2 separate regions of the Homo sapiens genome follow, and region 1 is linked to region 2. A link is an interaction called in ENCODE POLR2A ChIA-PET data of the cell type or tissue named here. Cell type or tissue: K562. All regions are shown on one strand. Links, peaks and the distances in the headings refer to the core of each region. The heading gives the core; the rest is flanking DNA. Region 1 overlaps MAD1L1 (mitotic arrest deficient 1 like 1). Region 2 has its middle 42 kb from the start of ELFN1-AS1.

Region 1 (15,185 bases), core at 2,769-10,768, 79 kb after region 2:
ACCGGGGAGGGGTGTGCCTGTGGGGCCAGCAGGTCGGGTTGGGCGCAGGGAGAAATGAAGGGAAGGAACATCTCGCTTCGGTTCTGGCTGAAGACGTGGGGCCACGCTCTGGGCTCAGCCTGTCCCAGGTGCTCGGGGAAGAACCCGCCAGTCCCCACAGGCCAGCCTCTGTGGGGGCCCCCTGCCTCCAGCGGCCCCTGCCGGGGTTGGGGGATGGGAAGGGGGAACCAGCGCGCGGAGCACCGCCCACCCCCACAGCCCCCGCTGGCCAGCTGTCGGCTAATCTGCTGGCTACGAGCAGGTAATTTCTCATTGGGGCCTGCTCGCTCTCTGCTTATCACCCGCGGCCTGTATCCGCTGCGTGCTGTGTGAGCAGAGATAAGATTCATTAATAAAGAAAAGTTCAGGAGGAGCTGCTCGCGGCTCCTCCACAAACCCAGAAGGGAAGATGGCACAGCCCCGAAGATGGCATAGCCCCGCCGCGCTCCAGACCAGTCCCTGCTTCCTGCCAGCGGCAGGGCCCACGCGCACCCCGCGTGCCTCCACGTTCCACACGTAACCCAACCCTGGAACGTGGTCTCGGGCCACAACGGCTGGAGGGACTCCTGCGGGCCTCTCCCAGGCTCTGTCACCCTGGGGGAGGGAGAGGGAGCCTGGACCTCGCTGCCTGTGTGTCCCCAGGGAGGCCTTCAGACCGAGCTGACCATGAGCTGCCACACAGCAGCTCATCCTGTTTCCTGGACCCCCCAGGAAACCCTGACTGTGCTGGACCCTGCTGGTCACGCCTCCTGCCAACCCTCCAGCAGCACTCGGGTGAGGACGAGGAGCTGCGGGGAGCAGACTGGTGGGGCAGGCAGGACAGTGTCAGGGTCTCCCCCTCGGTGCCCGAGGCTCTGGGAACCTCCAGGACTCCTCACCAACAGCAGCCAGAGCCACGGTTTCTTAGGCAAGAGCCGCGAGCGCGGACCGTACTGGCACCTTCCCGAGGATTTCATCAGCAGCCCCACCAGGAGGCACGGCTGTCCCACGTCTCGGGCGAGGGTGGGTGCGATGACTTTCCACAGCCTCTGACTCAGTGCTCAGGGCCCCTGAAACCCGCCTTTGCTGTGCTCGGGGGGCGGCACAAGGTAGGGCTGCCTGCCGGTGTCCTGGTCATGCCCCGGGAGGCAGCCAGCCACAGCCTGGTCCCTTGCTGGCCCCATGACCCACAGTCAGGCCTCTGCTGTCACATAGGCACTCCTCACAGTCCCCCACCCCGCGTGTGCAGCTGAGTTTTCAGACAGAGGAACAGGACGGTCCCCTCGCTGCCATCTTTTGAGTTTCTGCCCTGCTGCGGCTGGGATGAACGGGGCTCAGGTGAGGGGGCTGGGCCCGAGGATGAGCCCCTGGACCAGGGCTGCCTGGGAAAGGACAAGGAAGGGCTGGGCCAGCTGGACAGGAGGAAGAGGGGCCTTGGAGCAAAAAAGAGGACACAGGAGTGTGGGCAAGGCCAGGGCTCACCAGGGGCCGGGGGACGTCCTGGTCCTGCTACATCTGAGGCCTGCCCGGCTAGGCCAGCACGACGCCCCCTCTGAGGCTCTGATGTCCCAGCCAGTCCTTGTCTTTCTCATCCACTCAGTCCAGGAAGGCAGGTGGTGCCTGGGGACCTCCAGGCTGGGGGCCCAGGGAGGCTCTTGTCCACCCCGGCCCTGCAGAACCTGCAGAGGCAGCCCTTCCTCCCGTCCCCAGGGCCGAGTCCCTTGGCTGTGGCCCACGCTGGCAACCGCTGTCCACAGAGCCCGAACTTTCCTCCCTGCCTGTATTAATTATGACGGAGTAAACAACAGAGTTCTGGAAAATGCACGTTTCCATGTGACTGCTTTTTTTTAATTGGTAGGTCTAACATTTAAAAGCTGCTTTAATTTCTTAGGCTTGCTTTTCCTCAGCACGGGCTCAGGCTGAGAGCAGGGAACTCATCACTGGCGCGCCCGTCGGTGGCAGTGTTGGGAGTCTTGGAGCACAGGCAGAGTCCCCTGCTCGCCACAACCAGGAGATAGCGGTGCTGGGATCTGAGTGGGGACATGGGCTGGCCAGTTGCACCCCAAGGCCGGACCCCAACTCCGTTCCTGGCCCACTCTGGGCATGACAGGGGATGAATGGCTTTTGTTTTTGCCTTGGCTCAGCCTCCACCTGGCTTGGAGATCTCTGAAATCCTTGGTTTCTGAGGCCTCCCTTCCACCCAGGGGCTCTGCGTGTGAGAGGGTGGCGTCCACGGCGTCTCCGGCTCCCATGTGGTGCCCCCACCTCTGCACACCTGAGGGACAGGCGTCCTGGGGTCAGCCCTGAAACTCATTCAGGTCTTGCTGACCCTGTCCCGGCACCAGGACGCCCGCGGTGCCTCCTCCTACCTGGCGGGGCTGCTAGGGTCAGACCCACGCCACAGTGCAGGGCAGACTGGGATAGTGAGAACATGCGCAGGGCACATGGTGGCGAGGACGCATGGGCTACACAGACACGAGGCCCACAGGAAAGCCACAGAGGCCACAGACTAGGCCACCATGGGGTCCCAGGGCAAGGGGCCCCCAGCTGGAAAGTAGGCCCAGCAGGAATGCTTCACGAGCACGGGCAGTCAGAGCCTCTGCCCCTCCTGGCTTCAGGGACAGGGCCTGACCACCTCTGGGAGATCCCAGGTCAGGGCAGGGGGCCCAGGTCATGACTTGCAACCCACCTGGACCACCACGCCTTTCCACTGAGGCTCTGAAAGGCCACCCAGACACAGCTCAGATCTGGGGGGCGTCCCCCGACTCGGCCTGCATGGGAGAGGTGGAGGGATGGAGCAGACCTCCACACCAAACCCCATACGCAGGAGGGCCAGGCACCTGAGAGAGGCCTGCAGAGACGGAGCAGACCTCCACACACAACCCCACACGCAGGAGGGCCAGATGCCTGAGAGAGGCAGTGGGAGATGGCGCCGGGCTTCCCCAGCCTGCCTCCCCCTGGTGTGAAGGAAGAGCCACTTCCCAGAACGCTCAGGCAGACAGCTGGGTGCGCAGCAGCTGTGATGATCAGAACCCTGACCAGGCCACAGTGGCAACGACAGCCTCCTGGGGCTGCAGGTTCACCAGGCGTCTCCATATCGGCCCTTCCAGCTTGCATCTCCCCGTTGATTCCAACTCATTCTGCACAGGGAAGGATCAGGGCAGAGCCACAGGGATATGTGTTTCGGCTACCGTGCAAAGGGCTTTGAAAAGTCAGTGCTGCCCACAGGTGGGGCAGGTGGCTGCGAGGCGGAGCGCATCCCACCTGGAAGCCCCACAAGTGGGATCTGAGTGGCCCCAGGTGCCAGGACTTTATGTTTTTCTCTGGGGACCTTATGGCACCCATGATGGGGACCTTGCCAGCAAGGAGTGGATGCCAGTGGCAGCCCTGCAGAGGAGGGAGGAGACAGGCCCCAGGCACAGCCCCAGCCCCTCAGCTGGTGCTCTCCGTAGACCTGACACCCTGCAGGGCTCCCTCTGTTCCCTAGACGTGACATCCTGCAGGGCGGCCTCTGTTCCCTAGACCTGACATCCTGCAGGGCGGCCTCTGTCTCCCTAGACGTGACATCCAGCGGGGTGGCCTCTGTCTCCCTTAGACATGATACCCGGCGGGGCGGCCTCTGTCTCCCTAGATGTGACATCCGGCGGGGCTGCCTCTGTCTCCCTAGATGTGACATCCTGCGGGGCGGCCTCTGTCTCCCTAGACGTGACATCCTGTGGGGCTGCCTCTGTCTCCCTAGACGTGACATCCTGTGGGGCGGCCTCTGTTCCCTAGACCTGACATCCTGCGGGGCAGCCTCTGTGTCCCTAGACCTGACATCTGGCGGGGCGGCCTCTGTGTCCCTAGACCTGACATCCTGCGGGGCGGCCTCTGTGTCCCTAGACCTGACATCTGGCGGGGCGGCCTCTGTCTCCCTAGATGTGACATCCTGCGGGGCGGCCTCTGTGTCCCTAGACCTGACATCTGGTGGGGCGGCCTCTGTGTCCCTAGACATGACATCCTGCGGGGCGGCCTCTGTTCCCTAGACCTGACATCCTGCGGGGCGGCCTCTGTGTCCCTAGACCTGACATCTGGCGGGGCGGCCTCTGTCTCCCTAGATGTGACATCCTGCGGGGCGGCCTCTGTGTCCCTAGACTTGACATCCTGCGGGGCGGCCTCTGTCTCCCTAGACCTGACATCCTGTGGTGGCCCCTGTCTCCCTAGAGGTGACATCCTGCAGGGCAGCCTCTGTCTCCCTAGGGGTGACATCCTGCAGGGCAGCCTCTGTTTCCCTAAATGTGACAACCTGCAGGGTGGCCTCTGTTTCCTGTCCCTCGTCCCTCACAAAACGCTTTGTTCTTCCCCAGTGAAGGTCTGGAAAACGAAGCTGCCCAGCTCTGCCTGGGGGCTCCCTTGGGTGCCTAACCGAGGGCAGGGGCTACTGGCGACTGCACCCACATGGCTGCCGGCCTCAGGGAATAAGGATCCCCTGGGCATCATCCTGGGCATCACCCCGGGGCCTGACCTCCGCTCACATCTCAGGATTCTCTGAAGTGCTCTCTCTCGGCCTCAGGAAGGGATGCCGTGAGCATCCCGAGCACAAGGGCACTGCACTGAGGACAGCTCAAGGCTGCCCTGGGTCACCCCTGTGCCTTCTGGGCTCTCCGGCAGCTCCAGCTCATGGCAGACAGGCCGGCCGTCAAATCTCCCACCCAGTTCTGGGTCTTGCCTGGAGGGGCTAGTCTATAGGTGGTTGTACCAGCAGCTGCCCCGATGGAGTCCACCTCTGTCCTGGCCCGCCCCTCCCCTCGGAAGCCGTCACTGGGACACCCAGTCTGTACCGCACAAGTCCCAGCACGCAAGCCCAGAGGCGGCCGCTCACCCTGCCCCTGACTGGACAACTGCCTCCATATTCAAACCACAACCACCAAAGACGGGCAGGAGGCTGGTGACCCCCCGGGGCTGAGGCTGGGGCTCGGCCACGGCTAGGCTCTGGGGAGCAGGGCAGGTGCTGGGTCCGGTGGGGGCTGGGCTGAGACCGGGCTGGTCCCCCTCTAGGCAAGGGCCCTGGGCACATGGCTCCACCTGGCTGAAGCTATCCTTTCCCAGTGACAACGGGGCTGAGGTGGGGACTAAAGGCCACAAGGGCCAGGACACGCCTCTAAACAGAAGCGTCACTGCTCCGCCTGCCCCCTGGTTGGAGGGACACTGCTCCGCCTGCCCCCTGGTTGGAGGGACACTGCTCCGCCTGCCCCCTGGTTGGAGGGACACTGCTCCGCCTGCCCCCTGGTTGGAGGGACACTGCTCCGCCTGCCCCCTGGTTGGAGGGACACTGCTCCGCCTGCCCCCTGGTTGGAGGGACACTGCTCCGCCTGCCCCCTGGTTGGAGGGACACTGCTCCGCCTGCCCCCTGGTTGGAGGGACACTGCTCCGCCTGCCCCCTGGTTGGAGGGACACTGCTCCGCCTGCCCCCTGGTTGGAGGGACACTGCTCCGCCTGCCCCCTGGTTGGAGGGACACTGCTCCGCCTGCCCCCTGGTTGGAGGGACACTGCTCCGCCTGCCCCCTGGTTGGAGGGACACTGCTCCGCCTGCCCCCTGGTTGGAGGGACACTGCTCCGCCTGCCCCCTGGTTGGAGGGACACTGCTCCGCCTGCCCCCTGGTTGGAGGGACACTGCTCCGCCTGCCCCCTGGTTGGAGGGACTCCTGGCCCCCCAGCCCAGGAGCTGCTGGGAACGTAGAGGGCTGGGGTGTGCCCTCAGCCTCAGAGCCCCACCGCCATGCAGGGGACGCAGAGTGACTAGAGAAGTGAGTCTCTTGAAGGCCTCCTAGACCTGCAGAGCCTCTGGCATCAGCCATGGCTGGACACCCCCACCCATTTCCTCCACAGAGAAACTCGGGGAGCTGCTCAGGGGTGTCTGGGGCGTCCCCAAGAGCGGCACCCCGCAGCCTCGGTGCTCTGGACTTCGGGAGCCAGGTTACTCCGGGTTGGTCTCCTCAGCACACCGAGCAGCACCCCGGGCCTCTGCCCACCAGAGGCCAACAGCCTGGCCCCAGCTGTGAGGACTGAAATATCTCCAGATGTTGCCACGGGTCCCCTGGGAGGCAGAAGCAGCCACAGTTTGAACTGTGCCCTAGAAGACGGCAAAGCTCCACAGAGGCCTTCCCTCCTCATGTCCCTGTCCTGTGCATGAAGTCTGGTGGGGACCCCAGAGGCAGGGGCTTGAGGATTTGTGCCGGAGAGTCCCGAGACTGCAGCAGGGCCGACCTGGATCCCTCCCTCCCTGCCTTGCCCCTCCCAAGCTGTGTGAGTCTCTCAACCTTTCACAGTGTCAGAATCCTCTGTACAATAAAGTTCATCAGATCCACTCAGGGGGCATTGCTGGAGGCTGAGGGCATCGGCCCTGGCCGGTCCAGCAAGTGGCTGCCATCTAGGTAACGGTCTGCCTACAGGCCTGTTATTTACTTAGTATTTTCTTTAACCCAACTTTCCTTATTAGCTTCAATAGGCCCAGTGAAAAAGGAAGCTTTACATCACTGCTGTAAAATGAAAAAAAACAGTGCTTGCTATAAATAGAGTGACGATGAAAACAAACTCAAAAGAGACAAAACAATTCACCGAAACCCTCATCTACTGGTCTGAGGTGGGCTCTGGGCCCACAGCTACTTGCCGGCCGTAGAAAGGGGCCCGCAGGGTCAGATGTCAGGGTCCCATGGGCACTAGACTGAGTCCGTGTCTTCAGGGGATCAGACAAGTCCCACATGTGTTGGGGAGACCCAGAGCCTCCTCCTCACTGCCTGGTTGCTGATTGTGGGGCCGTCTTGCACAGGCCTGGAGGCTGGGAGGGGACGCTGCACTCCGCACCCTCCATCCAACCCCCCAACCAGAGGAGGGAGCCCCAAGCCCCGCAAGCCAGGTGGCGTCCAGATCTGAGCGCACGAGGAGGCCGCCTCAGCACGGGCTGAAGACCTCACTCCTTCGGCCTCCGAAGACGGGGTTAGCGGAGCCCAGGGCGGGGTGAATGCCGGGTGCGGCTCATCAGGCCCGAGAGGGCAGGGAGGAAGGCCTGGGGCCAGGATCTAGTTAGGCACTGGTGAGGGTCCGCAGAGAGCCTGTTAACAGTCTGGCTGCAGAAAGGCAGCTACCGGCAGGCCCGGGGCCAGCGGCACGGCCGTCACAAGGCCTGGGCGGGGAGACCTCGCGGTCCACTGAGGGCCTCTGTGAGGAGAAAGATGAGACAGCACTTCAGTCCTGGGGAGGGTCTGGAACAAGCCCCCGCACAGCACGGCCTGGCTGAAGGCCCGGGAGCCAGTACTGAGGCTGACCCCTGAGCAGCACTTCAGCCACATCTCACCCCCAGACCCAGGAGGAGACTTGGGCTTGCAGAGACCGTCACCTGCCCACACCCCACGCGCTGGGCTCAGCCTGTGTTCTCAGCTGCCCTGCCCTGCCCCATCTTGCCCCTCCGCTCCCTGGAGCTCCTGGGTGGAGGGTGGCCGGCCTGCAGTCCCGGAACACCGTGGGCTCCCGTGCTCCTGCAGCCCCGTCAGGCACCCGGGGGCCCAAGGATAGAAAGCCCCGAGGAAGGCCAGGCGCGGTGGCTCCTGCCTGTAATCCCAGCACTCTGGCAGGCCGAGCCAGGTGGATCACAAGGTCAGGAGTTCAAGACCAGCCTGGCCAAGATGGTGAAACCCCGTCTCTACTAAAAATACAAAAAATTAGCCAGGCATGGTGGCACGCACCTGTAATCCCAGCTACTCTGGAGGCTGAGGCAGAGAACTGCTTAAAACTACTCTGGAGGAGCAGAGGTTGCAGTGAGCCGAGATCGCGCCACTGCACTCCAGCCTGGGCCCCGAGGAAAGCCGAGGGAGAAACTGGCCAGGATGGGGACGGGGCGGCCCTGCGGAGGAATTCCCGCAGCCCGGTGGGACTTGCAGAGGAACAAAGACCCCGGGCCAGGGTCTCCAGGAGGGTCAGACAGTTGGGGAGCCGCTTTCCTGGCCACTTGTGTTGCTAGCAGAGACACCTGAACACCTGAAGGAGGAGGGGAGGCGGCTGCAGGGCTCATGGCCTGTCTCAGCTCAGCACTGGCTCCCTGCAGGGCAGACCCGGGGCCCCTTTCCTGGACGGGACTCGGGGGAACTTGCCTTTGGCCAGAGCTCCAGGGAACCTGCAGATCAAAGGTCCAGCCCTTCCTTTTGACTGGGGCTCAGGGCTGGATGGGTCATTATCCAAATTGCTTCTGGCTTCTGAACACCCCCCTGCCGGGAGTCTTTAAAGGGTGGATTTGCAAAGTCCCCATGACACAGTTGCTGGGCAATTTGTCAGGACGAGGAAATATTCCTTAGACATCCACACGAGCTGATGCCCAGAACTGCTGCAGCGGTGCCCTTCCCCCATGCGGGGCTGTGGCCTGGACGTCTGTCTCCCGACCTCACGTGGACCCCTGATCCTCGATACTGGAGTGGGGCCTAACCGGAGGTGTTTGGCCGTGAGGGTGGGCCCTCGTGAACAGACTGGCCCCCTCCCTGGGGTGAGGGGGTTCCCACTGTTGGGAGAGCCTGGTGCCCCCCGCCCCCACTCCGCCCCTTTCTCGCTGCGTACTCTCTGCACACAACAGCTCCCCTCGACTTCTGCCAGGAGTGGATGCGGCCTGAGGACCTTGCCAGATGCAAATGTCCAATTTTGAACTCTGCAGCCAGCAGAATCCTGTGTCGAATAAGCCTCCTCATAAACCACGCAGTCTCAGGAGCTCTAGTATAGCCACACTGAAGCACTGAGACACCTACCACGCCCGCAGCTCAAGTCCCCACCTCACGCCCACTGACCACGCTCTCACTTGTCTAGTGACACCCTTCCGGGAGCATCCCTGTCCCCAGTCTGCCCTGTCCAGAGCAGGTGACCAGGCCCATCCTGTCTGGGACTCCCGGAAGGGGGCACATGCGTGAGGCGTGCACAAGCACCCACCCTATGGGATCTGGCCCACAGAGTCAGGGGCCCAAGGCTTCCCACCAAGACCCCAGCTCTCCACAGTGGCTCCTCCTTGGGGAAAGAAGGGCCAGAGAGAAGCTCTTGGGGGTCTGCAAGGCCTGTCTGCCTGTCCCTTGAGTCAAAGCTGACCTTGCCGGGCACAGATGGGGCCCCCAGGCCTGGTGCCAGCCCCGGGGCATCCCAGCCCTGCTGCTGCCCGGCTGTAGCCCTGAGTGCCCACAGCAGAGCTTTCAGAGGTCTCAGGACACCCTGCCCTGCAAGCTTCCCTTCAGTCTCCTCAGAAGAAATTGCTTTAATATTATTTACAAGCGCAGGGCGACGGAGCAGCCAGATGGGAAGATGAGTCTTTTTACGATGCAGGGAGGACTGGAGACCTGAGAAGGGATACTCAATATTAATACCATCACCTCAGTGTGGAATTGAGGCCTCTTGGTAACCAGAGGCTGTTCACACAAGATCCCTTGAGGAATGCCTTCCACAAACTTTGATGTGAACTAATTAAGTTTGCACAGTTAATCAGGACTGGCTGCCTTGGAGACGCAAAGGCACAGACCCAGAGAGCGGCTGCTACGGGATCTACAGCGACTGCTCTCTCTCTCGAATGGCAGCCCCTCCTGCTTGCAGGCCCTGTGCACCGCCTGGGGGCTTCGGGGCTCCACGAGCCAGATGACAGCCTCTAGTGAGCCACTGGGCCCTCGGGGAAGCCCTGGACAAGCCTGCCAGCGTGACAGGCACCATCGGCCCGCAATGGGCCAGGCAGACAGCCGTGATGCGCCCCAGGGGAGGGTGGGGTGGTCCTGGGTCTGGAGAACCATGCTGGTTTTGAAGCAAAACTCTTGGGATAGCCAGGGATGTCCATGTCAGAGACCACGAGTGCCCCCTGACAGACCGTGGGTGGGAGCACAGATGCTCAGCAGGGCTGGTTGGTGGGAGGGGGGCCAGAACGCCCGGGTGCACACTGGGAGCCAGGTGCCTGGGTTGGGAGTATAGGGCCTCAGTACATGCTGGAAGCCAGGTGCCCAGGTTGGTGGTGCAGAGCCCGGGTGCGCTCTGGGAGCCAGGTGCCCAGGTGGGAGGAGATAGACGCCTAGGCCCTTGCGCTGTGGGTCCCGACAGCCTCTGCCCTCCAAGACAAGGGTGGAGCCTTGCAGAGCCTGCTCCTGGAACCCTAACTGGTTCTGTAAAGCTCCCTGTGCCCCCACTGCAGGCTGAGGCCGTAACATGCTCCCAGGAACAAAGGGCTGAAGCAAGAGATGAGAGCGAGCTCCACCCTCCAGACGGTTCCAGTCTCTGGGGCAGAGACACGAGGGTGCACTGTGCTGAGGAGAGGTCTTAAGTGGGGAAGAGGAGGCTCAGGGAGCGCTACAGAGAAGCTGCTGGTGTGAGACGCCACGGGAGGCTGCGGACAGGCAGGCAACGCAGAGGCCATGGCACCTCTTGCCGGCCAGCCCCAGAGCAGTCCTGCTTGGCGGGAGCGTTGGGGGCAGGCAGGGGTGAAGGGCAGGGAACATCGTGAAAACCAACTAGATCTGTTCCACGGGCTGACGGGAGCCCTGAGGGCCTTCAGTGAGGGTGTACCATGACTGGGGAAGCAGCAGGAGGCAGCGACATAGGGCCCGGTGAGGGCCAAGGAGGAGAGATGGGCAGCTCAGCTGCCAGCGCTGGCTGGGCCAGGCTCCTGCAGGCGTCTCACTGTGCTGGCCTGCTCTCCATGCCCACAGCGGTCCTCCTGCAGTAGGGATGGGGAGGTGCAGCTCGGAGGTAGGGGAGGTAGTGGGCAGCACTCACTACAGGGCCCGCTGGGCTCCTGACCGCAGAGTGGGTCACCACAGCAGCACCTGCTGGCCCAGTGGGTGAGGGGCTGAGGTCGGCTGCAGTACTTGGAGATCTAGGGCCAAGCTGGGGCGAAGTGGGAGACAGAGGCAGGCAGAAGCTGGTGAGATGGATGGCACGGTCAGTGCCACAGACATGGGCACCGTAGGCCTCCCCTGGCATCACTGACCACATGCCAGGGACACACATGAAGCTCATGCCCAGCCCAAGCTCCAGAGGCCTTCGGGGCTAATGGAGGAGGGGAATGCCGGGACAAGGAAGTGTGGGACAAGGAAGAGGTGCTGGCTGCCTCCGCAGGACCCCCCCGGAAGATGTAGAGGAGAGAAGCGGGTCCAGCATGGAAGGCGGCACTGCAGCCTGAGCTCCAGGTCTGGATGAGGCGGTGGCAGCAGCTTCCTCTGGGGGCCGCAGGAATTGGGACAGATCTGGCCCTTCTGCTCGCCCAATCTTCTGCAGAGTGCAAAGCGGGCCATGCATCCCACTGCAGGTGTGCAGTGAGTAGGAGCGAGGTGGGCCATGGGGCGCGGAGGCTTCTGCACATCTCAGCAGCACTCTGCCAGATTCTACCGGTGGCTCGGGCCCAATTTCCATTCCAGGAACCTGCGCCTGAGGCCTCCTGCAGGCAGGGAGAAGGGCCACGCTTCCTGGCCTCCGGGGCAGAGCTCCTGCAGGGTGGCTGTAGGGGATGGGAGGGGTGGCACAGGGAGGTGACACAGTCCCTCATTGGAGGGACTGGACGGGCTGAGCACTGGCCCCTGCCATCAGCTCTGGGACAATAATTGGAGCTGAAGTTGTTCCAACGACTTATTAAAAATAAATGGCGATGCATCGGAGGCAGTCCCTGCCCAGATGAGAGCCACATAATTAGAGCAGTGTCTGTGCTCGCTTCTCCCGTCTTCCCTAATACGGGGCGACAACCGTCTCTGAGGGGCCCTCCACATCTGTCCTCTGTGTGGCCAGTGCCCTGCCCTGCCCCACATGGCGCTGAGCAGACGCCAGCAGTAATTCCCCTACTGACCTCTGTAAGCACTGTCCCTGCCGTGCCCGCTCAGAGTGGGCCCTCCTGCACCCTGCCATTCAGCCCAGCGAGGTGCACTGTGGCCCCCCAGACACCAGCACTCCTGACCCCACAGTGGCCCCTGGGGTGGACAATTTGGCCAAGATAACCTTGAGGCAGAACAGGGAGCCAAGCCCCACCTGCTGATAACCGAAATCAGTTAGAACTTTCTGGATTTTTAAGGAATTGGCTCTGAGATTTCAAGTCACTGCCTCCCCAGCTCCTGGGTACTGTGGAGGCAGCGTGGACTTCCATGGCTGCTGCCGCCCAGCACACACCACGCTTCCCGGGCTGCTCCCACGCAGGCCGCGCCTCCCGGGCTGCGTGCTGCTGGAGTGGGGCCCTCCATGTCTGTCCTCCCCAGCGAGGCCTCCCACCCACCCCACCCCACGGATAATTTACACAAAGAAAGTACAGGCTCAGCAGGGGGTGGGGAAGGGAGCTCCTGGAGGTCCCTCCAGGGATGGAGCATCATCCTGGGGTCCTGGGATTAGGCTTGGATTTCTCCAGCGCGTCATGCGATACCCTTGCGGCCTGCCTGGAAGTCAGCACAGCCCATGCCGGGTAGGAGTGACACGCACTGCGTGTTCACAGCCTTAACCAGAGGCGAGAGTTCTCACAGTTGGGGATGCGGCTCAGCACCAAGGGGCCAACAGGACGCAGTGACGACCACCAGGGGAACGCCCAGAAGACCAGCATGTCAGCTAAGGAGCTGAAGGTGTGACCTCCCCACACAGGGGCCCAGCGGTGCAAGCCCTGGCACACCAACCCTCTGCATGGAGAACCTGGCCTCTTCCCCACACGGACGAAGCTGAGCACGGAAGCGCCGCCTCACCGCGCCAGGCAGAAAGCTAGCCCGGCACAGCCCAAACCCTCGCGTGTGTAGGACTCCCCCAAGGCTCTGTGAAAGGCAGGCTCTGGCTCGGCAGGCTGGGGTGGGGCCCGAATGGCACCGACGCAACTGGTCCAGGCCACACGTGGACGGTGAGGCCCGGGACGGGAACATCCGAGCAACGATCCATGCCCAGGCACCATCGCCCGCCCCCATGGCTGCCGGCATGGGGCGGGGTTGGGTCTCAAGGAGAAGGCACACACGCTGCTGTGGGGGCCACAGAGGCCCGGGGGAACGCCAGGGAAGGAGCAGTCAGCCCACGTGGAGAGCACCCCTTGCCTGGGACCCCCTCCCACAGCCTCTCCCAGAGGCCTCTCTGAGTTCCCAGCATCTACCTCGGCGCAGGCTCTTAGCTCTCCCTGAACTCCACCTTATAGGCTCTCAAGGGCAAGAACCAAGTCCAGGTTCCTAAACTCCCCAGGTTTCCTTAAATCCCCAGCCCAGGGTTGGGCACAGCGATGGCCTGCAAGAGCTCAGCCCACGTGCAGCTGGGAGCAGGTGACCTCCCCAGGGCCCTCTTCCCAGCGCCTTTGCTGCCTCCCCTTCTCTCCAACCTCAGTATCACAGGGACCCGGGAAAAAACACTGAAAAACGTGACAAAACGGAACATAACCATGTTCCAGCCTGGCTGTGCCATCCATCTCCAGCTGCCGAAGGGTAATTTAATTAGCCTGCGTCGGTAATGAGCTACGATTGTCAATCAGCACTGTCACACTAGCACGGGTTGAGGGGGCCGAGGACCACAGCCTCATGGAGATCACGTGCGTGGGCTCCATGGAACACATCACGACTGTCCCTGCAGGAGGTGATGCCACACCACACCTAGACTGGGCTCCCGCAAGTGCCTCCATGGGGCAGGCAGGTTCAGGTCCAGCTGCTGACGGAGGACCCAGGCTCGTCCCACAAGGCAGGCTGTGAGCCCAGGAAGCAACGGGGTCCAACAGGCGGCTGGCTGGAGCACTTCATAAGCCAAGGGGTGCCTCGCCCGTGCCTCCCCTGCCCCTGCCGTGCCAACCCGGAGTCCACATTGGTAGGTGAGGTGTGGGAGGCCCAGACACGGCAGAACAAGCCTGACCTTGAACCGAGACAGGGAGAGTGACTGACCCCAGATGCGAGCCGCTGCCCAGAACTGTCGGCAGGAAGGCTGTGCAGGTGGCAGCTCACGATGTGTCACATCCGGCCTAGTTGGTGCCCAACATATGCCTGCCATGCTGAACCCAACATATGCCTGCCACGCTGAACCGACCATAACACCTGCCACGCTGAACCCAACATATGCCTGCCACGCTGAACCGACCGTAACACCTGCCACGCTGAACCTAACATACGCCTGCCACGGTGAACCTACCGTAACACCTGCCATGCTGAACCCAACATACGCTTGCCATGCTGAACCCACCATAACACCTGCCACGCTGAACCCAACATACTCCTGCCACGCTGAACCCACCGTAACACCTGCCACGCTGAACCCAACATATGCCTGCCACGCTGAACCCAACATACACCTGCCACACTGAACCCAACATAAGCCTGCCACGCTGAACCGACCATAACACCTGCCACGCTGAACCCAACATACGCCTGCCACGCTGAACCCACCGTAACACCTGCCACGCTGAACCCAACATATGCCTGCCACGCTGAACCCAACATATGCCTGCCACGCTGAACCCACCGTAACACCTGCCACACTGAACCCAACATACACCTGCCACACTGAACCCACCGTAACACCTGCCACGCTGAACCCAACATATGCCTGCCACGCTGAACCGACCATAACACCTGCCACGCTGAACCCAACATATGCCTGCCACGCTGAACCGACCATAACACCTGCCACGCTGAACCGACCATAACACCTGCCACGCTGAACCTAACATACGCCTGCCACGATGAACCTACCGTAACACCTGCCACGCTGAACCCAACATACGCCTGCCATGCTGAACCCACCGTAACACCTGCCACGCTGAACCCAACATACGCCTGCCATGCCGAACCAACCGTAACACCTGCCACGCTGAACCTAACATACGCCTGCCACGTTGAACCTACCGTAACACCTGCCATGCTGAACCCAACATACACCTGCCACGCTGAACCCACCGTAACACCTGCCACACTGAACCCAACATACGCCTGCCACGCTGAACCGACCATAACACCTGCCGCGCTGAACCCAACATACGCCTGCCATGCTGAACCCACCGTAACACCTGCCACGCTGAACCCAACATACGCCTGCCACGCTGAACCCAACATAAGCCTGCCACGCTGAACCCATTGTAACACCTGCCACACTGAACCCAACATACGCCTGCCACGCTGAACCCACCGTAACACCTGCCACGCTGAACCCAACATATGCCTGCCACGCTGAACCCACCGTAACACCTGCCACGCTGAACC
Region 2 (15,185 bases), core at 2,785-10,784:
TACATAAAAATGGTGTCGGTGTATGTATTCTGTTTTTTTGCACCTTGCTTTTTTTTTTTTTTTTTTTTTTTTTTTTTTAAATAAGCTGGGTCTTTGTTGCCCAGGCTAGAGTGCAGTGGTGCAGTCATGGCTCACTGCAGCCTCAAACTCCTTGGCTCAAGTCATCATCCTGCCTCAGCCATCCAAATAACTGAGATTACAGATGCACGCACCACCATGCTCAGCTAATTCTTTTTATTTTTGTTGAGATGTGGTCTTGTTATGTTGCCCAGGCTGATCTTGAACTCCTGGACTCAAGCCATCTTCCCATCTCAGCCTCCCAAAGCACTGGGATTACAGACGTGAGCCACTGTGCCTGGCCCTTACGACTTGTTTTTTATTCAAAATTATTTGAAGATTCATCTACTGGTGGGCATGGCTGTAGTTCTTTAATCTCCAGTTCTGTGTTGTGCTTCATTGTATGAATATACATCCATATATTTATTCATCTGTTACATGGAAATCGAGTTTTTTCTGGTGGTTTGATCTTGTGAACCATGATGTAGTGGTCTGTCCTGTCCTGGAGCTCTGGTGCAGAAGTTTGTCTCGGGCCTGTACCTAGGAGCGGAATTGCTGGGCCAAAGGGTATCACATCATCGGCATGGCTAGATCATTTGAAATTCATTTTCAGAACAGCCATCAGTGCACGAGAGTCTCTGCCAACCAACATCCTTGCTAACACTGGACATCATTAGACGTGATCATTGTTGTCAGTCTAGTCTATACAAAATGGTGCCCTGTTAAAGTTTTCATTTCCATTTCTTGTAATACTTTTTTTTTTTTTTGAGATGGAGTCTCACTCTATTGCCCAGGCTGGAGTGCAATGGTACCATCTCAGCTCACTGCAATCTCTGCCTCCCAGGTTCAAGCAATTCTCCTGCCTCAGCCTCCCGAGTAACTGGGATTACAGGCGTGCACCACCACGCCTGGCTAATTTTTCTATTTTTAGTAGAGACGGGGTTTCACCATGTTGGCCAGGCTGGTCTTGAACTCCCGACCTCCTAATCCGCCTGCCTCAGCCTCCCAAAGTGCTAGGGTAACAGGCATGAGCCACCACGCCTGGCCATTTGTTGGAATACTTTGAGATGGACCATCGTTGGCCATTTGTGTGTTGTTTCCAGTGAAAGCCTATTCATGCCTTTATCCATCTTTCCATCAGGTTGTCATTTTTCTCTTTTGGATTTTAGGAAGTCTTCATTCTAGACGCTAACCCTTTGTCAGTTAGGTGCATGCTGGAATTGTCTTCTCTGAGTGTGCGTCCTCTGTTTTCACCTTCTTTGTGTTGACTTTTGATAAACAGACATGCTCATTGTGATTATAGTTGCAGATAGTACTTTCTCTCTTTGTGGTGTGAGTCTTCTGCGTCACACTGTGCTTTTTGTATCTTGTGCTCTTTGTATCTCATGTTTGTACCTTGATTTCTGTTTTTTGATATGAAGTGATGGTTGAATACCATTCCTGCTCCCCTCCCCACGGGGATAACCAGTTGCCCAAGCACCATTTATCGAATGTCCGTTTCCTCCTGCTGATTTATGGCACCCCCTTTGCCATGCATCGAGTTTATATAGTCACACGTGCCTCTCTGAGCTCTCAGTCTATCCTGTCCCTTTGACTAGAATGACATAACTCCTTTAGTTACTACAGATTTACAATATGCCCTATGACCTGGGAGGCGAAGTCCCTCCTAGCTTCTTCAAGAGCGTTTTGACTGTTCTTGACTCTGCTCTAAATTCTAGAATCAGTTCATCAAGCTTCATGAAAATCCTGTGTGTTCTTCCAGAAGTCATCGCTGCTATACCATGTGGCTGAGGTTTGGGGTTAAGGAAGTTGTCTTCCCTTTGCTATGCATTTTTATTATGGATACATAGATATTATGTTTTTTTAAATGTTTTTCCTGGCCAGGTGCAGTGCCTCACGCCTATAATTGTAGCACTTTGGGAAGCCGAGGCAGGAGGATCACTTTAGTTCAGGAGTTTGAGACCAGCCTGAGCAACACTGTCTGACCAGTCAGACGTTGGAGACCCTGTCTCCAGTGAAAGTTTAAAAAATACTAGCCAAGCATGGTGGTTGCACACCTGTGATTCCAGATACTTGGGAAGCTGAGGAGGGAGGATCGCTTGAGCCTGGGAAGTCAAGCCTGCAGTGAGCTGTGATTGCACCACTGCACTCCAGCCTGGGTGACACAGAGAGCCCTTGTCTCAAAAAATAAAAACAAAATTAAAAAAGCATTTTTCCTATGCTAGCGAGATGACCAGAGATGTTCCTTCCTTATTCTGTTACTATGGAGAATGTATAAATGTATTTCCTAATGTTAAGGCACCGTTTCAATCCAGGGATAAACTTGATTTGGTCATAATGTGTTACAGATACAGGCACACACATAAAGAGATCATGCTATCACATTATAACCAAATTATATAGATAAAGCACATTATGGGCCAGGCACAGTGGCTCACACCTATAATCCCAGCACTTTGGGAGGCCAAGGCGGGAGGATCGCTTGAGGCCAGGAGTTTGAAACCAGCCTGGGGGCAACATAGCAAGATCCCATCTCTACAAAAAATAAAAAAAAATTAGCCAGGTGTGGTGGCATGCACCTGTAGTCCCAGCTACTTGGGAGGCTGAGGTGGGAGGATCACTTGAGCCCAGGAGTTCAAGGCTGCAGTGAGCTATGATTGTGTCACTGCACTCCAGCCTGGGCAACAGAGTGAGACACTGTTTTTTAGAAAAGCATTATGACCAAATGTATACACAGTCGTGCGCCGCGTAGAAACATTTTGGTCAGTGACTAACTGCACATCCGACAGGGGTCTCATGAGAGATTGTAGTGGATCTGAAGATTCCCTGTCGCCTGGTGCTGTGGTGGCCATCGTCACGTCACCGTGCAGTACGTTACTCGTGTGTGTATGTGTGTGTACGCACCCGTGATGCTGGGGTAAACAAGCCCTCTGCACCACCAGTCATAGGAAAGTCTAGCACATACAATTACGTCCAGTGCACAGTACTTGCAAATGATGATAAACCACTGTGTCACTAGTTCATGTATATACTATCCTATACTTTTTTTTTTTTTTTTTTTTTTGAGATGGAGTCTCACTCTGTCGCCCAGGCTGGAGTGCAGTGGCGCGATCTCGGCTCACTGCAAGCTCTGCCTCCCGGGTTCACGCTATTCTCCCGCCTCAGCCTCCCGAGTAGCTGAGACTACAGGCGCCTGCCACCGCGCCCTGCTAATCTTTTGTGTTTTTAGTAGAGATGGGGTTTCACTGTGTTAGCCAGGATGGTATCGATCTCCTGACCTCATGATCCGCCCGCCTCGGCCTCCCAAAGTGCTGGGATTACAAGCGTGAGCCGCCACACCCGGCCAACTTTTTTATCATGATCTTAGAGTATACTACTACTGATTAAAAACAAAAACAAAGTAACTATAAAGCAGCCTCAGGCAGGTCCTTCAGGAGGGATTGCTGAAGCCCTCCATTGGGACAGGATATGGAGGGGAAGTCAGTGATATTGGCGATCCTGACCCCGTGTAGGCCTAGGCTAATACTGGGCTAATATGTGTGTTTCTGTTTGTAACAAAAAATTTTTTAAGTAGAAAAAAGGGTACAGTGGGTCATGCCTGTAATCCCAGCACTTTGGGAGGCCGAGGCAGGAGGATAACCTGAGGTCAGGAGTTCAAGACCAGCCTGGACAACATGGTGAAACCCCGTCTCTACTAAAAATACAAAAATTAGCCAGGCATAGTGGCATGTGCCTGTAATCCTAGCTTCCCAGGAGGCTGAGGCAGGAGAATTGCTTGAACCTGGGAGGCGGAGGTTGCAGTGAGCTGAGATCGTGCCACTGCACTCCAGCCTGGATGACACAGCGAGACTCCATCAAAAAAAAAAAAAAAAAAAAAAGGTAGAAAAAAGTTTCAAAAATACTAGGTTGGTGCAAAAGTAATTGCAGTTTTTGCCATTAAAAGTAATGGGATTAAAAAGTAATGGTATTATTTTTGCACCAACCTTAATAGAAAAAAACTTACTTACAAAATAAAGAAAGAAAATATTTTTGTACAGCTGTACAACGTGTTTGTGTTTTAAGCTAAGTATTACCAAAAAGTAAAAATTTTTTTAAAGTTTACAAAGTAACAGTAAGCTAAGGTTACTTTATTATTGAAGAAAAAATATTTTTAATAAACAGAGTATAGCTTAAGTATACAGTGTTTATAAAGTCTTCAGTAGGCCAGGAAGGGTGGCTCACACCTATAATCCCAGCATTTTGGGAGGCCGAGGCAGTTGGATCACAAGAAGTCAGGAGTTCGAGACCAGCTTGGCCAACATGGCAAAACCCCATCTCTACTAAAAATACAAAAATTAGCAGGGTTTGATGGTGCACGCCTGTAGTCCCAGCTACTCAGGAGGCTGAGGCAGAAGAATCGCTTGAACCTGGGAAATAGAGGTTGCAGTGAGCCGAGATGGTGCCACTACACTCCAGCCTAGGCGACAGAGCGAGACCCTGTCTCAAAAAAATAGTCTCCAGTGGTGCACAGTAACGTCCCAGGCCTTCACACTCACTCACCCTCTCTCACCGACTCACCCAGAGCAACTTCCACTCCCGCAAGCTCCGTTCGTGCTAAGTGCCATATCAGGTACGCCACTTTAAAGTCACTGATCCTGTGTTTTCACGGCACCTTCTCTGTGTTTAGATGTGTTGAGACATACAGACATACAGTATTGTGCTGCAGTTGCCTGCAGCGTTCAGTGCTGTCACCTGCTGTGCACATTTGGAGCCCTGGAGCCCAGGAGCCACAGGCCACACCGTACAGCCTGGCCATGGGGTAGGCTCTGCCATCTTAGAGTACACTACTGGATCTGTGGAAGGTCACTTACACGTGACGAAATCGTCCAACAACATGCGTGCAGACAAACAGATATGGTGCTATAACATTATAGCAATATGCATATAATATTCTACGCATGTCTCAGAATGTATCCCCAGGGTTGAGCATTGCTTGACGGTACATATAACACTATTGAGGTAGGAGGTGGGAGTCAACTCCAGACCTGATTGAAGACTAGCTAAAACACAGAAGAGGCACTGAAAGCTCTTCTCCCTAAGACAGGCCCACCAGCGCCGCAACAGTTTAGCATTGCCATGGCAACACCCGAAAGTTACCACCCCTTTTCATGGCAGTGACCTGGAAGTTATCATCCCTTTTCTAGAAATTTCTAAATAACTTGCCCTTTAACTTACGTATATTTGAAAGTGAAGTTTGGGCGTAGTGGCTCACAGCTGTAATCCCAGCACTTTGGGAGGACAAGGAGGGCGGATCACTTGAGGTCAGGAGTTTGGCACCAGCCTGGCCAACATGGTGAAACCCTGTCTCCACTAAAAATACAAAAATTAGCCGGGTGTGGTGGCGGGCACCTGTAATCCCGGCTACTCGGGAGGGTGAGGCAGGAGAATCGCTTGAACCCAGGAGGTGGAGGTTGCAGTGAGCCAAGATAGCACCACTGCACTCCAGCCTGGGTGACAGAGCGAGACTCTGTCTCAAAAAAAAAAAAAGAAAGAAAGAAAGTGGGTGTAGGTATGATTGCAGAACTCCTCCCAAGTTGTTACTCTGGACACACTGCCCGCGGGGTGGCCCTGCCCTGTGGGAACAGCCATGGGGCTGTAACCCCGCCACCTCAGTAAAGCTGCCTCATTCTACCCCACTGCCAGCTTTCCCTTGTAGTCTGTCCTAGGCGAAGCTAAGAACCCTCACCAGCTAAGCCCTACTCTGGGGCTCGCCTGTCCCACATCACTGCTAGATGGTTTGATTTTTGTTGTTGTTGTTTCAGAGATTTTGTGTATATGCTTATTAAAGAGAGTGTCATTAACTTCACTTCTCTTACCACCCTTGTCTATCGGGCACAAGGATTTTCTAATCATCAGAGAATCTGCTCGGGAGCACTCCCTTTGGCTGTCTTTCCTGGAAGACTTTGAATAAGATGGAAATCATCTGTGCCTGGAATGCTTTGCTAGAACTTGCTCACAAAACAAGCTGAGCCTCGTTTTTGTATTGTGAGAAGATTTCTAAAATACTGATTAAATCTTTGTTGTTGTTTATAGTGCGATTCAGGATGTCTCTTCTGAGTCTGTTTTGGGAATTTGTATTTTCCTGGGAATGTGTCCATTTCATCTAATTATCAAATTTATTTGCAAAAAGATGTTCATAATATTCCCTTTTTCTTTTTTTTTTTTTTTCAGATGGAGTCTCACTGTGTCACCCAGGCTGGAGTGCAGTGGTGCAATCTCGGCTCACTGCAACCTCCACCTCCCAGATTCAAGTGATTCTCCTGTCTCAGCCTCTCAAGTAGCTGGGGTTACAGGCAAGTGCCACCAAGCCCAGCTAATTTTTTTTTTTTTTTTTTTTTTGAGACAGAGTCTTGCTCTGTTGCCCAGGCTGGAGTACAGTGGCGGGATCTCGGCTCACTGCAAGCACCACCTCCTGAGTTCATGCCATTCTCCTGCCTCAGCCTCCCGAGTGGCTGGGACTATAGGTGCCTGACACCACGCCCAGCTGATTTTTTATATTTTTAGTAGAGACAGGATTTCACCATATGGGTCAGGCTGGTCTCGAACTCCTGACCTCTGGTGATCTGCCCCCCCCCCCCCCCGCTCAGCCTCCCAAAGTGCTGGGATTACAGGCGTGAGCCACTGCGCCCAGCCCATAATATTCCCTTATTAACTTTTCAGCCTCTACTCTCCTGTGTAGTAATGTTCATTTTCTCTATCCCAATAGTTCTTGTGTTTTCTATTTTTTAAAAAAATTGATTAGTCTTGCTAGAGGTTTAGTTCAGCTATATTAGTTCTTCCAAAAAATCAACTCTATAATTCCTCCCCATTGTATTTTTATTTTCTATTTTATTAATTTCTGGTTGCCTTTATTATCTTCCTTTCATTTTCTTTGGAATTATTTTCCTGTTCTAACTTTTTAAGTTGGGTACTTATTAATTTTTAGGGGATTTTCTTCTAATATATGCGTTTATGACTACAAAGTACTTATCACCATATGGTGTTACAATTCATGATCATTTTTGGTATTTTCACTATTTAGTCTTAAGTATTTCTGAATTTCCATTATGAGACTTTTTTACCCGTGGGTAATTAGAAATATGTTTTTAAATTTCTAGATTTATTAAGATTTTTAGGCTTTAGGTTTCTTTCATTGTTATTGACTTCTAAACTACTTGGCGTTGTGCTCAGAGAATGCTGTTACTATGGTACCAGTCCTTCCAGGTCTATTTAGGTTTGATTGATGGCTGAATATGTAGTCAGTTCTATAATGTTTCTTGGGCCCTGGAGAAGAAAGCATATTCTCCGGTTATTGTATACAGAATCCTATAAATATCTTGCGGATCAAGTTTGTTACTTTGTCGCTCAGATCTTCTAAATCCTTACTGATTTTTATTTGCTTGTTCTATCAATTACTGAAGGAGGCGTGTTAAAATCTCCCTGTGTGCTGCTGGATTGATCAGTTTCTTCTTGTAGCCATTTCTTGTGTAATTTGCTTTCTTTATAAAATTTAAAGTTACCCTAATAGGTACATACACGTTCAGAATTCTTCTGTAGTTCTCCTGAGTCAGCGCCATATTGTGACCTCTTTATCCCTGGCAATGCTTTTTGCATTTTGATCAGAATATTATTTTCCTGGCTGGGCACAGTGGCTCACGCCTGTAATCCCAGCACTTTGGGAGGCCGAGGTGGGTGGATCACCTGATGAGGTTGGGAGTTCGAGACCAGCCTGACCAACGTGGAGAAACCCCGTCTCTACTAAAAATACAAAATTAGCCGGGCTTGGTGGTGCATGCCGGTAATCCTAGTGACTCGGGAGGCTGAGGCAGGAGAATCACTTGAACCCGGGGGTGGAGGTTGCAGTGAGCCGAGATTGTGCCACTGCACTCCAGACTAGGCAACAAGAGCAAACTCCGTCTCCAAAAAAAAAAAAAAAACAAAAACAAAAAGAATATTTTTCATTCTTTTTTCAACCAATCCCTGTACTGTATTTTTTCATTCACCCAATCCCTGTACTGTATTTTTCAACCAATCCCTGTACTGTGTTTTTCAACCAATCCTGTACTGTATTTCAGTCTCACACAAAAAAAAGAATATTTTCATTCTTTTTTCAACCAATCCCTGTACTGTATTTTTTCATTCAACCAATCCCTGTACTGTATTTTTTCAACCAATCCCTGTACTGTATTTTTTCATTCAACCAATCCCTGTACTGTATTTTTCAACCAATCCCTGTACTGTGTTTTTCAACCAATCCTGTACTGTATTTCAGTCTCCAAAAAAAAAAGAATATTTTTCATTCTTTTTTCAACCAATCCCTGTACCATATTTTTTCATTCAACCAATCTCTGTACTGTATTTTTTCATTCAACCAATCCCTGTACTGTATTTTTTCGTTCTTTTTTCAACCAATCCCTGTACTAACATTTTAGGAGTGTCTTTTTTGTTTTTTATTTTTATTATTTATTATTTTATTTTTATTTTTTTGAGACAGAGTCTTGCTCTGTCACCCAGGCTAGAGGGCAGTGGTGCAGTCGCGGCTCACTGCAACCTCCACCTCTCAGGTTCAAGCAATTCTCCTGCCTCAGCCTCCTGAGTAGCTGGGACTACAGGCACCTGCCACTACACCCAACTAATATTTTGTATTTTTAGTAGAGATGGGGTTTCACCATGTTGGCCAGGCTGGTCTCGAACTCCTGACCTCAGGTGATCCACCTGCCTCGGCTGGGATTATAGGCATGAGCCACCACGCCTGGCCGTGGGCATACAATTTTAGAGCTTTTCTTTAACAGTTTTTTTCTGTCTAAACTTGGAAGATAGTTGTTCCTGTTCCTTTTTTGCTTCTTTTATGTGTGATAGGAAGTCGTAGGTGGTCTGTTTGTTGTAGTGTATGGGTGACCTGTATGTTCTCTGGTGCAGCTTTTAAGCCCTGTGTGTCATGTTCTGCAGTTCCACTATGAGGCACCTCTGAATGGATTTCTACTCTTCCTGCTTGGATTCATCTGGGTTTCCTTATCTGAAAGACTATGTCTTTCATTCATTCTAGGAAATCCTTTGCCATTATCCCTCCTGACAGTGCTTCTCTCCTATTCTGTGCAGAATTTCTTTCTGCAGCACCAATTAGCCCTGTGCCGGACCTTCTCCCCTGACCTTCTGTGTCTCAGAGCCTGTCTTTTCACCTCTGATTTTCTTGGTGCTACATTCCCTGTAATATCAACTTCCAGTCTACTAATTCTCCCTTCAGCTGTGTCAGTCTGTGTTCAGCCCTTGTGCTGCAGTCTGTGGATTTTCCGCAGGTCTACCTTCTAGTCTGCCAATTTTTTCTTTTTCTTTTTCTTTTTCTTTTTTTTTTTTTTTTTTTTTTCGAGACAGAGTCTCACTCTGTTGCCCAGGCTGGAGTGCAGTGGCTCAATCTCAGCTCAATCTCAACCTCCATCTCCCGGGTTCAAGTGATTCTCCTGCCTCAACCTTCGAAGTAGCTGGGATTACAGATATGTGCCACCATGTCTGGCTAATTTTTATATTTTTAGTAGTGACAACGTTTTGCCATGTTGGCCAGGCTGATCTCTACCTCCTGATCTCAGGTGATCCACCTGCCTCGACTTCCCAAAGTGCTGGGATTACAGGTGTGAGCCACTGTACCCGGCCCCAATTTTCTAATTCTCTGTTTAGCTGTATTTATCTGCTGTCTAATCTTCCCAGTGATTTAAGATTTATTCATGACTATATTTGTTTTACTTTGTTTCTTTCCTAGTTTTTAAATTCTCTTACTATGTTTTCATTTCCCTATTTCAGGTCTTTAAAAATATTAAACGTTGTGTTTTATATGCTGTTTTCATTAAGACCAATATCCCAGGTCTTTCTGGGCCAAGTTCTATTTGTTATTTGGGCTGATCTTTTACATGGTGTCTTGCTTTCTGGTAGTTTTTTTATTAAAATCATATTATTGTACATATTATATGTAAATATATATTTGAACTTGACCTTGGACATTCTCTAAGGCCTGGGTTGAGGCATATTCCTCCAGAGGAAAATGTGTTTGTTTTGGGCAGGTTCCTGAGGCACTACAAATCCACATTAAATTACAATTCTCAGTTGGGCACGGTGGCTCACGCCTGTAATCCCAACATTTTGGGAGGCCGAGGCAGGCAGATCACCTGAGGTCAGGAGTTCAAGACCAGCCCGGCCAACATGGTGAAACCCCATCTCTACTAAAAATATAAAAATTAGCTGGGTATGGCGGCGGGCACCTGTAATCCCAGCTACTCAGGAGGCTGAGGCAGGAGAATTGCTTGAACCTGGGAGGCAGAGGTTGCAGTGAGCCAAGATTGCACCACTGCACTCCAGCCGGGGTGATAAAGCGAGACTCCATCTCCAAAAAATAAATAAATAAAATTAATTACAATTCTCACCTTGTCATTTTGGGGTCATGCAAAGAGCAGAAGATTTAGGAGCCAAGCCCGTGGCAGGGCTGGTCAGTGCTGCACATTCTCTCGGGATTTAAGAAATAAACTTGCCTGGTACTAAGGTTAAGACAGTTTCCCTGCCGACTAAGGCTCAGGATGTTTCCTAGTTCGCCTTTTCCTGAAGGGGGCAGCCATTCCAGAATGCTGGCTTCAGGCTGGGTGCTCTCTGACCCCTTCCCAGTGTGGTCCCCAGGCTTGGTGCCCCGTCCCTCTTAGGACAGAGTCGCCGTGTCAGAGCCACCTTCGCTCCCCGAGTATCTGCTGGCTTCAGCCCCTCTCCTGCCTCTTGGACTCTGGCTGTCATTTTGTCCATGGACTCCCAGAATTTCTTTTGGTTGCTTGCAGGTTCATTCTGGCAATGTAATTTAGGTGTTTTGCAGGGAGTAATTGCAGGGTCTCTAGTCCAGAGCTCTCAACCTTAGCTTATATCCGAGTCCTTGTTAGCAGAGCTTGTTAGCAGAGGTTCCCAGCACCCCCTCCAGAGTTTTGGACCAAGACAGGCTGGGGCAGGCCTGAGAATCTGCATGTCTCAGGAGCTCTCGGGTGATGCTGGTACTGCCGGTGCATGGGCCACACGTTGGGGGCATCTGCCCCTTTTTCCTCTACAGCACCTGGCGGGCACAGGCGCTCTCATCAGGCACGGAGGAGCGCCACATTGGGGGTGTTCAATTAATCTGGTGTATCTGCCTCGAAAGCCACCTTCACAGTGACTCAGATTTTAGCATGTGTGAGCATCACCTGGACAGCTTCTTAAAACACACAGTGGCCGGGCGCGGTGGCTCGCATCTATAATCCCAGCACGTTGGGAGGCCAAGGTGGGCGGATCATTTGAGGTCACGAGTTCGAGACCAGCCTTGCCAAAATAGTGAAACCCCGTCTCTACTGAAAATAGAAAAATTCACTGGATGAGATGGCTCATGCCTGTAATCCCAGCCACTTGGGAGGCTGAGGCAGGAGAATTGCTTGAACCCAGGAGGCGGAGTTTGCAGCAAGTGGAGTTTGTATCACTGCACTCCAGCCTGGGTGACTCTGTCTCAAAAAATAAAATAAAATAAAAACACATAGCGTACTTGCCATCAGACTGTTAATATTAGTTACAAAGAATCAACTTAGAGTTTCTACGTGTCACTAATAAACTATTATTCACATAAATTCTGTTTTTATGTATTGCTTCCTCCTGCTTTCTTGACATGTGTCTTGATGTCTTTAACCCACTAGCTTCATTTCTGCTTGTTAAATAATGAAAACATTTAATCCTATGTATTTTTTTTTCATAGTCTTAGCTGGATCTAAGTTTAAACAGCGATTATTTTCTCCATCGTTACAGAGTTTAAGTGCAGTTTTTATTTCCTCTTTGACCCAAGACTCATTTAGCAGAATGCTTTACACGTGCAACTGAATCATAAAATGCTTCTTAATTTCAAGTTATAATGCATTGCTGTTTGAGAAAATGCTCCACTCAATTTTTTTTTTTTGCATCTCAATGTATTGTCAGTCTTTCTGTCACATAGACACTCAAAAGTTATATTCTCTGCTTGAATAAAAAATAATTTGAACATATATTTATCTCTTAAGTATATCTCTTTTACAACATTTAGATTTTCTCCGATTTTTCCCTCCTTGAGCGAGCCTTATGATTCTCCAGAATCCTGCCTGGAGAGTTCACAGACCATGACACAGGGAGGGGGACCCCGGCTGAGCTGCTGGACTCACAGAGCTGAGGAAATGGAGCTGAGGGTCCAGGGAGATAAGGACGGATGGAGAGAACAAAGCAGAATCCTGGGGAGGAGGGAGCTGCAGAGAGAGCTGGAGCTTTGTAGAGGCTCCTCCTCACCCACTCCGGAAAGCGATTCGTGGACTTTAATGCACCTAACAGCAGAGTTTCAAAATACACTAAGCTGGCCGGGCGTGGTGGCTCACGCCTGTCATCCCAGCACTTTGGGAGGCCAAGGTGGGTGGACCACCTGAGGTCAGGAGTTTGAGACCAGCCAGGCCAACATGGCAAAACCCTGTCTCTACTAAAAATACAAAAAATTAGCCGAGCATCGTGGTGCTTGTCTATAGTCCCAGCTACTCAGGAGGCTGAGGCATGATATATCCTTGTACCCAGGAGGTGGAGGTTGCAGTGAGCCAAGATTGAGTCACTGCACGCCAGCCTGGGTGACAGCGAGACTCTGTCTCAAAAAGCAAAAACAAAACAAAATCCCCCCAAAAAAATACACGAAGCAAAACCCAACAGAATGGTAAAGAGACGTAGAGAAATCGATGACAGTGATTTCAACACTGCCCTCTCAATGACCAATCAGACAGGCACACAGAAAACCACTAAGAGCTCACAAGATCGGGACATCACCACTGGCCACCTCGATGGACTTGATATTTACAGAATGTTCAACCCAGCAACAGGAGAATGAGTTCTTTTAAGTTGCACGTGGAATATTCACGAAGGTAGACCCTATTTAGGGCCATAAACAAGTCTCAATAAACTTGAAAAGATTCAAATCATACAAAGTGTGTTCTCTCACCTCAATCGAATTAAGTTAAAACCAGTAACAGAGGCTGGGCATGGTGGCTCACGCCTGTAATCCCAGCACTTTGGGAGGCCAAGGCGGGTGGATCACCTGAGGTCAGGAGTTCGAGACCAGCCTGATCAACATGGTGAAACCCTGTCTCTACTAAAAGTACAAAAATCAGCTGGGCATGGTGGCAGGCACCTGTAATCCCAGCTACTCAGGAGGCTGAGGCACGAGAATCACTTCAACCCGGGAGGCGGAGGTTGCGGTGAGCCAAGATTGCGTCACTGCCCTCCAGCCTGGGTGACAAGAGCAAAACTCCATCTCAAAAACAAACAAGCAGTAACAAAGATTTCTAGAGAATACCCAAATATTTGGGGACAAAAATAAACACTTCTAAGCAATCCACAGGTCAAAGAAGAAATCAAAAAGGGAAATTAGTAAGGAGTTTGAAGTGAATGATGATAGAAACACAACATAGCAGAATTTTTGAAATGCTGCCAAAGTGGTACACAGGAGGGAATTTAGAACACTGAATACTGGCCGAGCGCAGTGGCTCACACCTATAATCACAGCACTTTGGGAGGCCAAGGTGGGGGGATCACTTGAGGCCAGGAGTTCGAGACTGGCCTGGGCAACATAGTGAGGCCCTGTTTCTACAAAAAACAACCAAAAAAAAAAAACTCCCCAAAAAATGAGCTGGGCGTGGTAGTGCACACCTGTAGTCCAAGCTACTCACAAGGCTGAGATGGGAGGATCACCTTAGCTTGGGGAGTTTGAAGCTGCAGTGACCTGTGACTGTGTCCCTGCAATCCAGCCTGGGTGACAGAGTGAGACCCTGTCTCAAAAACAAAAAATGCTAATGAGATGGAATAAGCAAATTAATATAAATAAGTGATGAATATAGAAAAGGAAAGAAGTAAAAATGGAACATAGAACGTTTCAGACAAGGCCAGACAAGGTGGCTCACACCTGTAATCCCAGCACTTTGTGAGGCCGAGGCGTGCAGATCACTTGAGGTCAGGAGTTTGAGACCAGCCTGGCCAACATGGTGAAACCCCATCTCTACTAAAAATACAAAAATTAGCTGGACATGGTGGCACGTGCCTGTAATTCCAGCTACTCGGGAGGCTGAGACAGGAGAATCGCTTGAACCCGGGAGGCAGAGGTTGCAGTGAGCCGAGATCACGCCACTGCACTCTAGCCTGGGTGACAGAGCAAGACTCTGTCTCAAAAAAAAAAAAAGTATCAGACAAATATAAAATATATAAATACATAATGTGATGTATTTAAACTTATCTATAGTAATTATATTAAATATAAACTGACTAAACACTTCAAATAGAAGGTAAAAATTGGATGAAAAAGACTGAAGTATAAGCTATTTAAAAGAAACATTTAAATATACACTGAACTCAAAACTTTAGAAAAGGAATAGCAAATTTCATTGATTTTTGAAATCATCATTTTTTTTTTTTTAAGATGGCGTTTCATTCTTGTTGCCCAGGCTGGAGTGCAATGGCACGATCTTGGCTCACTGCAACCTCTGCCTCCCAGGTTCAAGCAATCCTCCTGCCTCAGCCTCCCAAGCAGCTGGAATTACAGGTGCATGCCACCACCATGCCCAGCTAATTTTGTATTTTTAGTAGAGATGGGGTTTCTCCATGTTGGTCAGGCTGGTCTCGAACTCCTGACCTCGGGTGATCCATCCGCCTCAGCCTCCCAAAGTGCTGGGATTACAGGCATGAGCCACTGTGCCTGGCTGAAATAATCATTTTTTTCTATCTAAAAATGATTGCAAAAATCAATGACATAAAAGGAACATATACAAGAGAAATTTAATAAAACCAAAAGATGCTTCTTTTAAAAATATTAATAAAATTAACAAATCTCTGGAAAAACTGATCATAGAGAAGAGAAAGATAAACAATGTGCTGACATCAGAAATGAAAAAAGACATCAGATCTTAAAATCAGTAAAAGGATCATTAGAAATTATTATGGGCCAGGCATGGTGGTGGCTCCCACCTGTAATCCAGCCCTTTGGGAGGCCAAGGCAGGAGGATTACTTGAACCTAGGAGTTTGAGACCAGCCTGGGCAACATAGTGAGGCCTTGTCTTTACAAAATTAA

Evidence for each region. Peaks named below come from ENCODE experiments on the same cell type or tissue, not always from the same donor. Only the 100,000 strongest peaks of a DNase experiment are listed, where the experiment ranks them.
Region 1: POLR2A ChIA-PET joins it to region 2 with 6 read pairs; 2 of 35 experiments call an interaction of 5 or more read pairs at or near these places.

What each region holds. Positions count from the first base shown.
Region 1 is chr7:1,856,224-1,871,408 of GRCh38, forward strand. All of the region lies in intron 18 of MAD1L1 (mitotic arrest deficient 1 like 1), which reads right to left. Among named protein-coding and RNA genes, the nearest start is that of MIR4655, 20 kb to the left of the region's middle. RefSeq lists enhancers at 484-1,291, 2,100-2,906, 4,526-5,343, 5,344-6,160, 7,095-7,769 and 1 more. In K562, for the core only: no CTCF peak of the experiment used is centred there; DNase peaks (open chromatin) are centred at 6,967 and 7,066.
Region 2 is chr7:1,776,744-1,791,928 of GRCh38, forward strand. No RefSeq gene overlaps it. Among named protein-coding and RNA genes, the nearest start is that of ELFN1-AS1, 42 kb to the left of the region's middle. In K562, for the core only: no CTCF peak of the experiment used is centred there; no DNase peak of the experiment used is centred there; H3K27me3 peaks cover 165 bases.